Regions from separate parts of the Mus musculus genome. Here regions 2 and 3 are each linked to region 1. A link is a loop called in an ENCODE intact Hi-C map of the cell type or tissue named here. Cell type or tissue: heart. All regions are shown on one strand. Links, peaks and the distances in the headings refer to the core of each region. The heading gives the core; the rest is flanking DNA.

Region 1 (5,379 bases), core at 1,155-3,654:
TTCTGTGAACACAGACACACACAGAGAAACCGAGATGCTGTGTGTTGGTAGAGAATGGGCGACAGGTCATTGCATGGAATCAGGACTCAGAAAAACATCCTGCTGGCTCTGGGTTGGGAAGCGTTGCAAAGATGGTCAGGAAAGCAGGGAGACATGACCGTTCCAATGGGTGCCAGTGAAGCAACTGGGTGCCCACAGGACAGCGAACCTCAAGATTGTCTCCCACCTGGATATAGCCTGCTTGAACGGGGTCCTCTGCACAGAACCTTAACGTATAGAAGAACACAATGAGACAACTTACAGAAAAAGCTTTGAAGTAAGAAAGTAGCCCAGGGGCTGGTGAGATGGCTCAGTGAGTAAGAGCACCCGACTGCTCTTCCGAAGGTCCGAAGTTCAAATCCCAGCAACCACATGGTGGCTCACAACCACCCGTAATGAGATCTGATGCCCTCTTCTGGTGCGTCTGAAGACAGCTACAGTGTACTTACATATAATAAATAAATAAATCTTTAAAAAAAAAAAAAGAAAGAAAGAAAGTAGCCCAGGTAAAGGGGGAAAAAACCCACTTCAATGCACAGGTTTCAAACGGAGTGATGTCAGTGTCCAACAAACTGCGAAACAGGCCCCAGACCTTAGCACAACTGAGGCCACATTAGAACCCTCATAACCAAAGACCCCAGCTCCTGCCAAAACAGGAACAAAGACCCAGCCCATCATGGGCCACACACAGTTCTAGGACATGTACCAACCTTGCTTTCTCGGCTTCTGTGGCTCCACTCACAGCTACTTGTTCCTGCTGATTGAAGTGTGTCAATCCAGGCTGTGGGTTTTGCGTATAAAAAGCTAAGAACAGGAAGGCCTGGGGCTACGTGACTCGGTGCAGCCATGAGCTGTTGAGACTAAAGACCATTTGGCTTTAAGTCTGTCTGTGTGTTCTCTGGCAGGGATACCTCACAGCAACTCAGTTTTAGGATTTGCCAGCACACAGATTTAAACCACAATGTGATCTTGCTTGAAGTTTAAATTTTGTTTATTATTCATTTATTTTTCTAGGCTGGTTTTGAATTTGTTTGTAGCTGAGGGTGACCTTGAACTCTTGATTTTCCAGCCTTCCGCAATGCTGGGCTTCTGGCATGCACCATCACACCCAGTTTTGTGCCATGCAGGGGAATTAACCAAGGGCTCTCGTGTGCTAGGCAAGCACAGTTATCTAGTAATCTACACGACAGCTCCTCTGCCTCCTTAAAAAAGGACCTGAGACAGGGTCTTAGGGTCCCAGGGTGTCTTTGAACTCCAGGTCTTTCTGCATTCACCTCCCAAGTGTGCCACCACCTCCCTCCCTCTACTGTATTGATTTAATTTGTATATTAGCTGTCTCTGTGTGTGTGTGTGTGCGCACGCGTTGTGACTATATCCTTGGAGAATGGCTAGGCTTAGAAACATAACAGCAGATGATGTTAAGGATATGTAGGGCATGCCTTTAATCTTAGCACTTTAAGGCAGAGATCTGAGTTCAAGGCCAGCCTGGTCTACTAGTGAGCCAAGGCTACTCCGTTAAGACCCTGTCTCAAAAAGCAAATAGCAGGGATTGTGGAGGCCACTATTCTTACAGTCATAGGGATGCACAAATATAAACTTGGTAAAAAGTGACACACATACTCTCAAGACAAGTTAAGCAGTCATCTGAGCATTGTAATTTCATATCATCACCATCATCACCATCACCATTATCATCATCATCATCATCATCGGTATTAGGGACTGAACCTAGAGTCTCACAGGCACTAGTCCTGTGCCCTACCACTGAGCCACACCCCCAGTCATCACATAACTTACATTTATCACTTACTATAGAATTATCAACATACAGCTACCACTGTGAAATTACAAAACAAAAAAACCTCATGTCACACTTTTTTTTTCCCCTTAAGGTTAGGATGGATCTAACTTTATCCCCTTTTGGTTCAGGATAGCTACGTGGGTCATCTCTGTTGATCCCATCTGTCTGAGGACTTGCCTTAGAGACACTTTCCTTTGGGCAAACCTAGAGGTGTTGCAGTGTGAGGAACACCCACACAACCATCCCTACAAGGTGCCTATACCAGAGCATCCATGCAAGGAATGTCAGCACAGCCCACAGTACTGTCCTTTGGCACGATCAGGAGTCTATGCGGTTTCAGGCTGAAGCCATAGCATAGCGTAAGCGAGCTGTGCAAGTATGACAACCTTCCCCTGGAAACCGGCAACACCCGGGGCTTGATACCTGCCCAGTACCCTGAGCCTCTGCACACACACCCTACATACCTGATCTGAGTTTCCTGCAGCAGCCCAGGGAGCCGCGCCCTGCGAGGAACGCAGCGGCGGCCACAGCGCCCCCTGGTGGGCATGCTGCGGACCGGCCGGCGCAGGACGCAGCCTCTGCAGCGGTCCGGTGTCCTCTGCGCGTGCGCCCTGCTTGATTTTGCTCTTCAGAGAAAAAGCAGGCATAGGTTTGGTTCATAGCAAGTTTCAGGCACGTTGGATCTTGAGACATTCTGATGCTGTTGCACCCTGGTCCAGTGACTGGTCACATAGGTGGGAAGGGCGGGGCCTTCTCCCAGCAAAGCCAGGGTAATGCCAGCGAGGAGATTTTTGGGGTGACACTGGCTTATGGTCCAGGTTGGTCCATTTCTGTTACCCAAAACTTTTAACATCACCTCGTAGTTCATATACTTCATTTTACTAGCCTCCCAAGCCATCTGTTTTTTTTTTTAAACTTAATTGTATTATTTTATGTGTATAGGTGTTTTGTTTGTGTGTATGTCTGCACCATGTGCCTTGATGTCAGCAGTCAGAACTGGGCATTGGATTCCTTGGAACTAGAGTTACAAACATTTGTGAGACTAGGAATTGTCCTCCGAAAGAGCCGCCACTCTGTGCTTTTAACCACAGAGCCACCTCTCCAGTCTCCCAAACCATCTAGTTTATTAATGAAGAAGCAAGAGCGGCGCAGAGTCTTGTCTAAGACCACGCGGCATAAAGAGCAAGCACCGTAGGGCCTGCCTGCGCTGCTCTCCTGGGTCCGTCTACTCGCTGAGCCTTCCTGACACACAGCGGACACTGACCCGAGATGGCTATCCCCTGCTGGAGCTTCACAGCTACTCCAGTCTGACAGTCTTCCAGAAGGATTCTCCACGGGGCAATGAGGCAGGAAATTTATGGCTTGGCCTGATTAATGGGCCAAGCAGTTAGGAGTTTGTTGCCAGGCTATTCGCATAATTTAACGTTTCCAGGCGGGAGAAGGCCTCTAACTCACATCTTTCAAGGGCTCTGGGAGCAAGAGGGGCAGGGGACCACTGACACATCTCTGCTCCTCCTAGCCCTGGTGTCCTCCTGTGTCGCCTCCCACCGCATCCACAGAACAAGCTTTCTGTATGAGTCTACATGGGAAAATGTAAGAAACCAACCCTAAAGACATGGCTTTTCAGCCGGTGCTTCTTTGGTCGTTCACCAGTGGGCTTGGTATGTACTGGGCGGATTCTCACTCTGCTCCCAGCCCAGGGAACGTGAATCTCCCTAGGAAAGCAGCCGAGTTCAGGGGGCAGCAGACAAAACACCATGTAAGGCAGGAGTGACAGAGGAGACAGTGTAAGTCTGTCCTTTCCCAAGGCGCTGTGCTGTTAGAACCCATCCCCTCACCTCCTCCCCGAGTCCCCTCCCCCAGCCCTCTGTTGGTGAAGAGTCGGGACAGATTGTCTTGGGGACTTGAAAGTCTGTAATTTTTGTTTCATTTGTGACCATCATATTTTAGTGTTTTCTAGCATCTGGAACTAATTATCTGTTTTACACATTTTATCTCAAATTCTAGCTATTTATGAGTATTTGAGCCTCCTTCATCTACGCATAACTTGGGTAACAAGTGTCCCTGGCAGGGTCCCTCCCTTATTTGGCTCCTCTTCCCTCTTTTTTATACATGGCTTCTAGCCTGGGCTGGTCTTGAGCCACAGCCCTGGCTCCTCTTATTCTTTACATTTTAAAATAATTTGTAAATGACTTATGAAAACTTAAGATGACTTACTTACCAACCCTTTCTTAAAGATGAACCTACCCAAGGACCGGCTAGATCGTGCAATGGGTAAGGTAAGGTGCTTGTTACAAACCTGAAGACCTGAGTTCCCGGGATACACACGGAAGAACAAAATGGACTCCTTCTGCTTGTCCTCTGACTTCCACACATGCACTGTGACACACACACACACACACACACACACACACACACACACACACACACACCCCACAAATAGATGTGAAGAAATGAACCCTCTTCACATAATAAATAGGACTGGCAGTTTCAGATTAGCCCTCCTTTATTAAAACACTCCTAACACAAGCATTTTATATAGAATTAAAAGTTAAAAGTAGACTCTAAGAATGTCCATTGCTTTTTTGATAAAATTCCCAGGCGTAACACACTCTCCCCCAGAAGAGTGTAATAGTGTTGGTCTGGTCTTTCCCAGCCAGAGCTTCCCTGCTTTCTTCCTTTCATGCTCTGAGAAGCTGATCCAGGTACCCTGAAGTCACTGGGAGGAAGAGGGGGGAAAAGGCAGTGGGTCAGAGGCCGAGTGAGGGCTGGAAGCAAGAGCCTTCGTGTTGCCACAGGAGGGTCTTGTGTTGGGACTAGAGGCTGTGTTGATGCCCACTTCCTCTTAGCACCTGCTAAAAAGCCGACCATTTCTTCCTGCCAAGAATTTTGGGACTGACATAGAAAGGACAGAACTGAAAAATTATAAGGGGTTTTCTTGTTTCTGTGTTTCTCTCTACTCACTTTTTAAGTGTTTCAAATTTTGATGTAAATTTGTATTATGTGTCTGTGTGTAGGTATATGCATGTGAGTGCAGTGTTCCTGGGGGCCATGAGAGGGCGCTGGAGATCCTGGAGCTGGAGTTACAGGCAGTTGTGTGTAAGCATATATTTTTTCCAACCTACTTTAACAAGTGTTCAACCTCCCCTCTAGCCTACCACCCACCAGAGGAAGTGGAAAGGAAAAGTTATTAGGACACGGGGGAAGTGGACCTGCTGAGAAATAGTTCCTTGTGGGAGAATCCAGTCTTCGTTGTCAGGATATCAGTAGCTGCAGTCCAGGCCTCTGGGCAGGCACCACACACGAACCAGCAAGGGCAGCTCAATCCAGAAGAAACCATAAGGCTTGCCAACCGGCCAGAGGCCACAGAAGTGGCAAGACGCTGCGGGAACCTCATGCAAAGTTCTTTGGTGAGTTTCTCACTATGGCATCACCATGAGTGAAGCTCAGCAATGCAGTGTAAAGCGAACTGATACATACCTGTCAGCAAATTGATACATACGTGTATACATACATGTTGGCAAACCAATACATACCTG
Region 2 (2,500 bases), core at 1-2,500, 200 kb before region 1:
GCATAATGTGTACCATAGTGCACATGTAGAAGTCAGAGGAAAACGTAGGGAGTAAGTTCTTCCTTCCATGCAAGTTGTAGAGACAGAACTCAGGCCTAGCATGAAGCATCCATTCCATTACACACACACACACACACACACACACACACACACACAGGGCCACAGAAACCTGAAGATGCCCCCCAGAGCTAGAGTTCCAGGTAGCTGTGAGCAGCCCCATGTGGATGCCAGGAACCAAACTTGGGTCTCTTCAAGAGCTGCACGGAGTCTTCACTGTTGAGCGCTCTCTAACGAAACTTTTGTAATATTTTTTTTTCATGTGTTTAGCTTTTGTATGTTGCTGCCTGAAGCAGGTATGTGAGAAAACCCTGAAAACATGTCTTCATGGAAAGCAGGCTGTGCCACAGAGTATGCACTCCATGTTCTTCACCTTGACAGGTTTCTAACAGTTCGTGAAATTTATGTAAGAATAAACCTTTAGCCGGGTGAGGTGATGCACGCCTTTAATCCCAGCACTTGGGAGGCAGAGGCAGGCAGATTTCTGAGTTCAAGGACAGCCTGGTCTACAAAGTGAGTTCCAGGACAGCCAGGGCTACACAGAGAAACCCTGTCTCGAAAACCAAAAAAAAAAAAAAAAAGAAAAGAAAAAAGAATAAACCTTTATTAACCCTCCCAAATGGTTTGAAACTTTTTAAAAAATGTGCTAGATTTTAAGCAAATGATTGGTATTTACTAAGTGAAATGTGATCAACTAAAACTTAATTCACAAATCAAGCAACTTTCCAATCTCCTGACTTTCTGTGCATCCTAAGACTGCAGGATTTTCTCAGTTAGCAAGGAAGCTGTCCCGCTGCAAACTACACAACAGTACCTTTCTCTTCATTGAATGAGGGACGGGGCCTCTTCCTCTGGCTGAGTCATGACTGGGCTCTGCTCCTGAGACAATAGCAACTGTGAAAGCCACCCCTCACCAGCAAAGGTAGACAGGAAATCATAAATCCACTTCCCCTCATTTACAAGGTTTGCTCAATGAAGAATACAGCCTATGTTGAATGGGCAGCCTTTGGGTATTTATTCCACAAAGAGATACTCATAAGAATAAAACAGACTAGTTAGTGCTGATGCCAGAAAGAGGCTGAAGCACATCTGGGACCCTGGTGGTGTCACTGTGGCCTGAGAAAAATGCGGTAGCACAAAGGACCCCTAAGGAAGAAATTATAGCCACAGTGCATAGTCAACACAAGGGTCACAGGGGCTCAGAGCGTGACTTTATGTCACAGCTTGTGTGAGGCCCACGGTTTAATCTCTAGCTCTGCAAAACCAGTAACAGTCATACACAAAATGCAGTTAGGACAAAATGAGAAAACGATACAGCACACACAGGAGCAGTCTTGGAATCAATCCATTATTAGACTTGAGTTCAGTTATTTCAGTGAGAAAAAATAATCAAGCTGGTTTTCAGCAGAAAACAAAAGCGGCAAGTAAGTGGAGTTAGGCACTCACCTGAATGTTGACAAACACGCCGTGGTAAGTCTCATACAGGACCTTGCTGCCTTTCACAAGCAGTGGGAACTCAAAGGGGACCTCAGTCTTGCCACTGGGAATCTTTCCTGGCTTCAGCACGTCTATGGTGCTGTTGATAATCTGGATCGGCTGTCAACACAAAGCAGCTTCAGCTATCAGCACACACTGTGCCTGTCTCTCTCTGCAGTCCTACTAGCAGCAGGCACATGAAATCTCCCGCTCTCCTGTGTCTTGGTAGCACAGTACTGATGCTAAACAAAAACATCAAGCTGCTGCTGCTGTTCTTTAAGTCTGCACAGTAATGGTTCATTTCCTTACATCCTTTTTTTTTTACTAGTCAGAGGACAACTTGTGGGAGTCAGTCTGCTCCTTGAACTGTATAGGTCCCATCTCAGTGGTTCAATAATGGTCCTGTCACATATCAGGGACTGAGGCGCTGTACACAGTAGGAACTGAACCCATGTATGCCTGCTTCCTGCTCAAATACCTCACTAGACTGTCCTAACAGCCCTATATTCACCATAAGTAAGCAGACCTACCACTGAAGCTGCCTGGCCACCTTGGCCAACATCGGGCCCGGGGCTACTCCTTACCTGGCATCTCTAACATCACTGCCCCAGCTCCCACAGCCCTCAGCCAGGGCCTCAGCACCGCAGCTCTGTGGGCAGAGCAGGTCTGTCTCTCCTCAAGCTCCAGGTGCCCACAGAGACTCCTCAGTGGGCTCCATAGAGAAAGAAATAGGACTAGCACTCAGGCAGTCCAAGTTTTATGTTCTCTGTTTCACTTTATTTTGAGATACAGCCTCCCTGCATAGTCCAGACTGGCCTCCAAGTCCTGATTCTCGTGCCCTCTGCCTCAGCCTCCAGAGAACTGGGACTACAGCATGCACCACCACATCCAGATGCTCTCATGCTTTTATATCTTTGATTTAACCTCACCCCAACGAAGTGCCTATGGATTAAAATTAGAAAGATGC
Region 3 (2,500 bases), core at 1-2,500, 240 kb before region 1:
TCCCAAAGTGTTTCTGTGAGTGCTGTTTACTTGTTCAGAATGAGGAGGCATGTGCACCACTGCCTTGGAAGGGTCCAGGCAAGGCTCCTTGGCTTAGAGAGCTATTCTTCATCCTGCCACTGCCTCTGCCTTACATGGTCTCACTGTTTCCCACTTTAAAGAGAGAACAAAATAGCAAAAGTATGGAAATTCTCGTCAACTGAAAAAATCCCAGTGAGTGGACGGTCAGTCGATACAGACATCAGAAAAAGATGGCTACATTAAGAATAATAATGTGGGGGGGGGTGGGGGGGAAGAATAATAATATTGGCTATCCCCATGGGAAACGTTTAACCTGTCACAGTACAGACAGATACTAATTCCAGATGGACCAATCCTAAACATGAACAGATTTTCCTTCAAGACAACAGATTTTTAGAAAACCATAAAGGTGGATCTTACTTCAGGGTTGAGCAACTCAGTAAATTGTTTCCATGAAGTAGAAGAGACAAAGGCAGAACAGCTAATCCACAAACACACAAGTGGTTCATAAACATCCTGATACAAAATAAAACCTGAGTAGGATGATGCTGTACATTGTCCAGAGCTTGCTGGATACCGGCTTGAGGACCATCTACCTTTGTGTTGTGAAGGTCTAGCACCTTGGAGTCCACCATTCCTTCTGATCTAACCAACAAACCCAATTAGTATGCTTGCAGAGGTTCTATGAACCAGTTTTGGAGTTGTTAGATGGATGCTACACAGTGAGTTCTATGTTCAGAGGTGTCACGTTGGGAGTGCAGAGTCATCAGTGGATAGGAGAAATAACCAGGTAACCTCAGGGCCTTGCCTGCCTGAAGGAAAGCACAGCTGGTTCAATGGAACTTTGAAATGTAAAATGGTAAGGTCCCCCAGCACTGCTTAGGTGGTTTTCAGCCGAATGAACTTTCCCGAGCCCTTGCTGTCCTAAAAGGACAGGGTCCACTCGTCTTTGAGCGAGGGACACAGCCTCTTCATAGTTCCTAGGGAGCCTCTCTCTGTGTCTTGGCTTGAAGCAAGAAGCTTCTATGTGCGTACATGTTGCTGACCCCATGCTGGAGTAACTTGTCTGCTGAGCAGGTAACGGGCCAGGCCTTGGGCCTTGTCAAGAGCCTTCCAAGCAGAGTGGAAATTGCCATCTTCTATGGCACAGCATGCTTCAAAAAGAGAAGCTTGTGTTTAATAATGTGCTCTTGCCTCAAATAGTATCACTGTTTTCAGCAAATACCTTGAGGCTCTAGTGGATAAATACCAGGCTGCTTCCTAAGGTCTTCTTCCTCCTTACTTAAAAAATTATGTATGAAGGCATTCTGCTGAATTCCTTTAGTCTCTTATTTCAGCTTCTATTTATTTGGTGTGATAGAAAGGTCTTAATTTAGATCTTCCTGCCACCAGTTCCAAGAAATCCGCCACCAGCTCCAAGTTTCGTGTCCTGAAGTGCCACCCCATTCCAGTGGGGTGAGCCAGCAGCCTCCGAAAAGAGAAAGCAGTGGAACAGATGGGCATTGTACTTCCAGACGCTGGCTGCCACCCAGCGCCAGCAGGACTCCAGCTTTCTTCTATCCTCTGGGGAGGCCACATTGCTTTTGCTTCCAGAGGCACGGCTACCACAGTCTCTAACCTGCCAGACAGAAAACCGAAGCCAAGCCCTCCCTACTTCCTGGGCTTTCAGGCACTGAGGGACAATGCCCTTCATGCTCCTCATCCCACTGTACGTCTGACAGGCCCTGGTTCCTCCACCTTGCAATACCCTAGCTGCCCCCACTGGGAGCAAACCAAGTGGTCCTGGCCACCAGGATGGCTATATAACATTGATCTGCGACTATTCATTGAACCATCAAATATGCCACAGGAGGCACAGTTCTAGTGCCCCAGTTATAACAACAGACAAGAAGAAAGGACTTGAGCATTCCAATAGTGGAGGCTGACGTCAAGTAGGACAGTAAAACACATGATATGTCCCTGGTAATCCCAGAGAAGAATGGGACCAGGAAGGGATAAGGGAGGATGGGGACAGTAGGGTGGGGTAGGGCTCCAGCTTTGAACAGAGGCCAGGGAAGTCAGCACTTGGTAGCAGCCGGGAGGAGGGAGTGGAGGTGGTAGAGTGTCCAGACTTGGAGTCATGAGGGAAGCTGCCAGCGCAGCAAAGCCTGCTAGTGTATTTAGGGGATTCTTCAGGAGTGGGAGCTGTTGTTAGGGACAGTGGGGTGCCTGAGCACAGCAGCCTAACGCCAGCAAGATGGACGCATTCCCACAGAGGACAGTCAGCTTGCTGGCGAGCTCTCCTTAAATGTTAGTACTGCACATGACCTGGCACTCAAGAGACGAGACCTAACAGCTAAGCAGAGACTATTCTGATACACTCTTGTTCTTAACAGCCCCCTGAACTGCTTCTCATCGGTTCCTTGTCATCCAGGCTGGCACAGTTGGTCTGCCCTATACTCACGGCTGTCTGTTCCTGTGTACCCCCTTACACTGGACT

Evidence for each region. Peaks named below come from ENCODE experiments on the same cell type or tissue, not always from the same donor. Only the 100,000 strongest peaks of a DNase experiment are listed, where the experiment ranks them.
Region 2: it touches region 1 in a loop (2.5-fold over the local background); 5 of 42 quality-filtered maps call a loop at or near these places.
Region 3: a loop joins it to region 1, with 2.1 times the contacts of the local background. A loop is called at or near these places in 5 of 42 quality-filtered maps.

Annotation. Positions count from the first base shown.
Region 1 is chr16:94,711,545-94,716,923 of GRCm38, forward strand. It overlaps Gm41504 (a long non-coding RNA gene), which reads right to left and starts at 2,363. Exons shown (of 3, transcript XR_876281.2): 1 at 2,305-2,363; 2 at 750-820; 3 at 1-266. In heart, for the core only: no CTCF peak of the experiment used is centred there; a DNase peak (open chromatin) is centred at 2,367; H3K4me3 peaks cover 683 bases; H3K27ac peaks cover 653 bases.
Region 2 is chr16:94,509,235-94,511,734 of GRCm38, forward strand. Vps26c (VPS26 endosomal protein sorting factor C) reads right to left here. Exons shown (of 8, transcript NM_007834.3): 3 at 1,504-1,653. The region is part of intron 3 of Gm31323 (a long non-coding RNA gene); the gene reads left to right. Among named protein-coding and RNA genes, the nearest start is that of Vps26c, 16 kb to the right of the region's middle. In heart, for the core only: a CTCF peak has its summit at 985; no DNase peak of the experiment used is centred there.
Region 3 is chr16:94,471,155-94,473,654 of GRCm38, forward strand. No RefSeq gene overlaps it. Among named protein-coding and RNA genes, the nearest start is that of Gm31323, 4.4 kb to the right of the region's middle. In heart, for the core only: a CTCF peak has its summit at 1,482; DNase peaks (open chromatin) are centred at 1,547 and 2,167.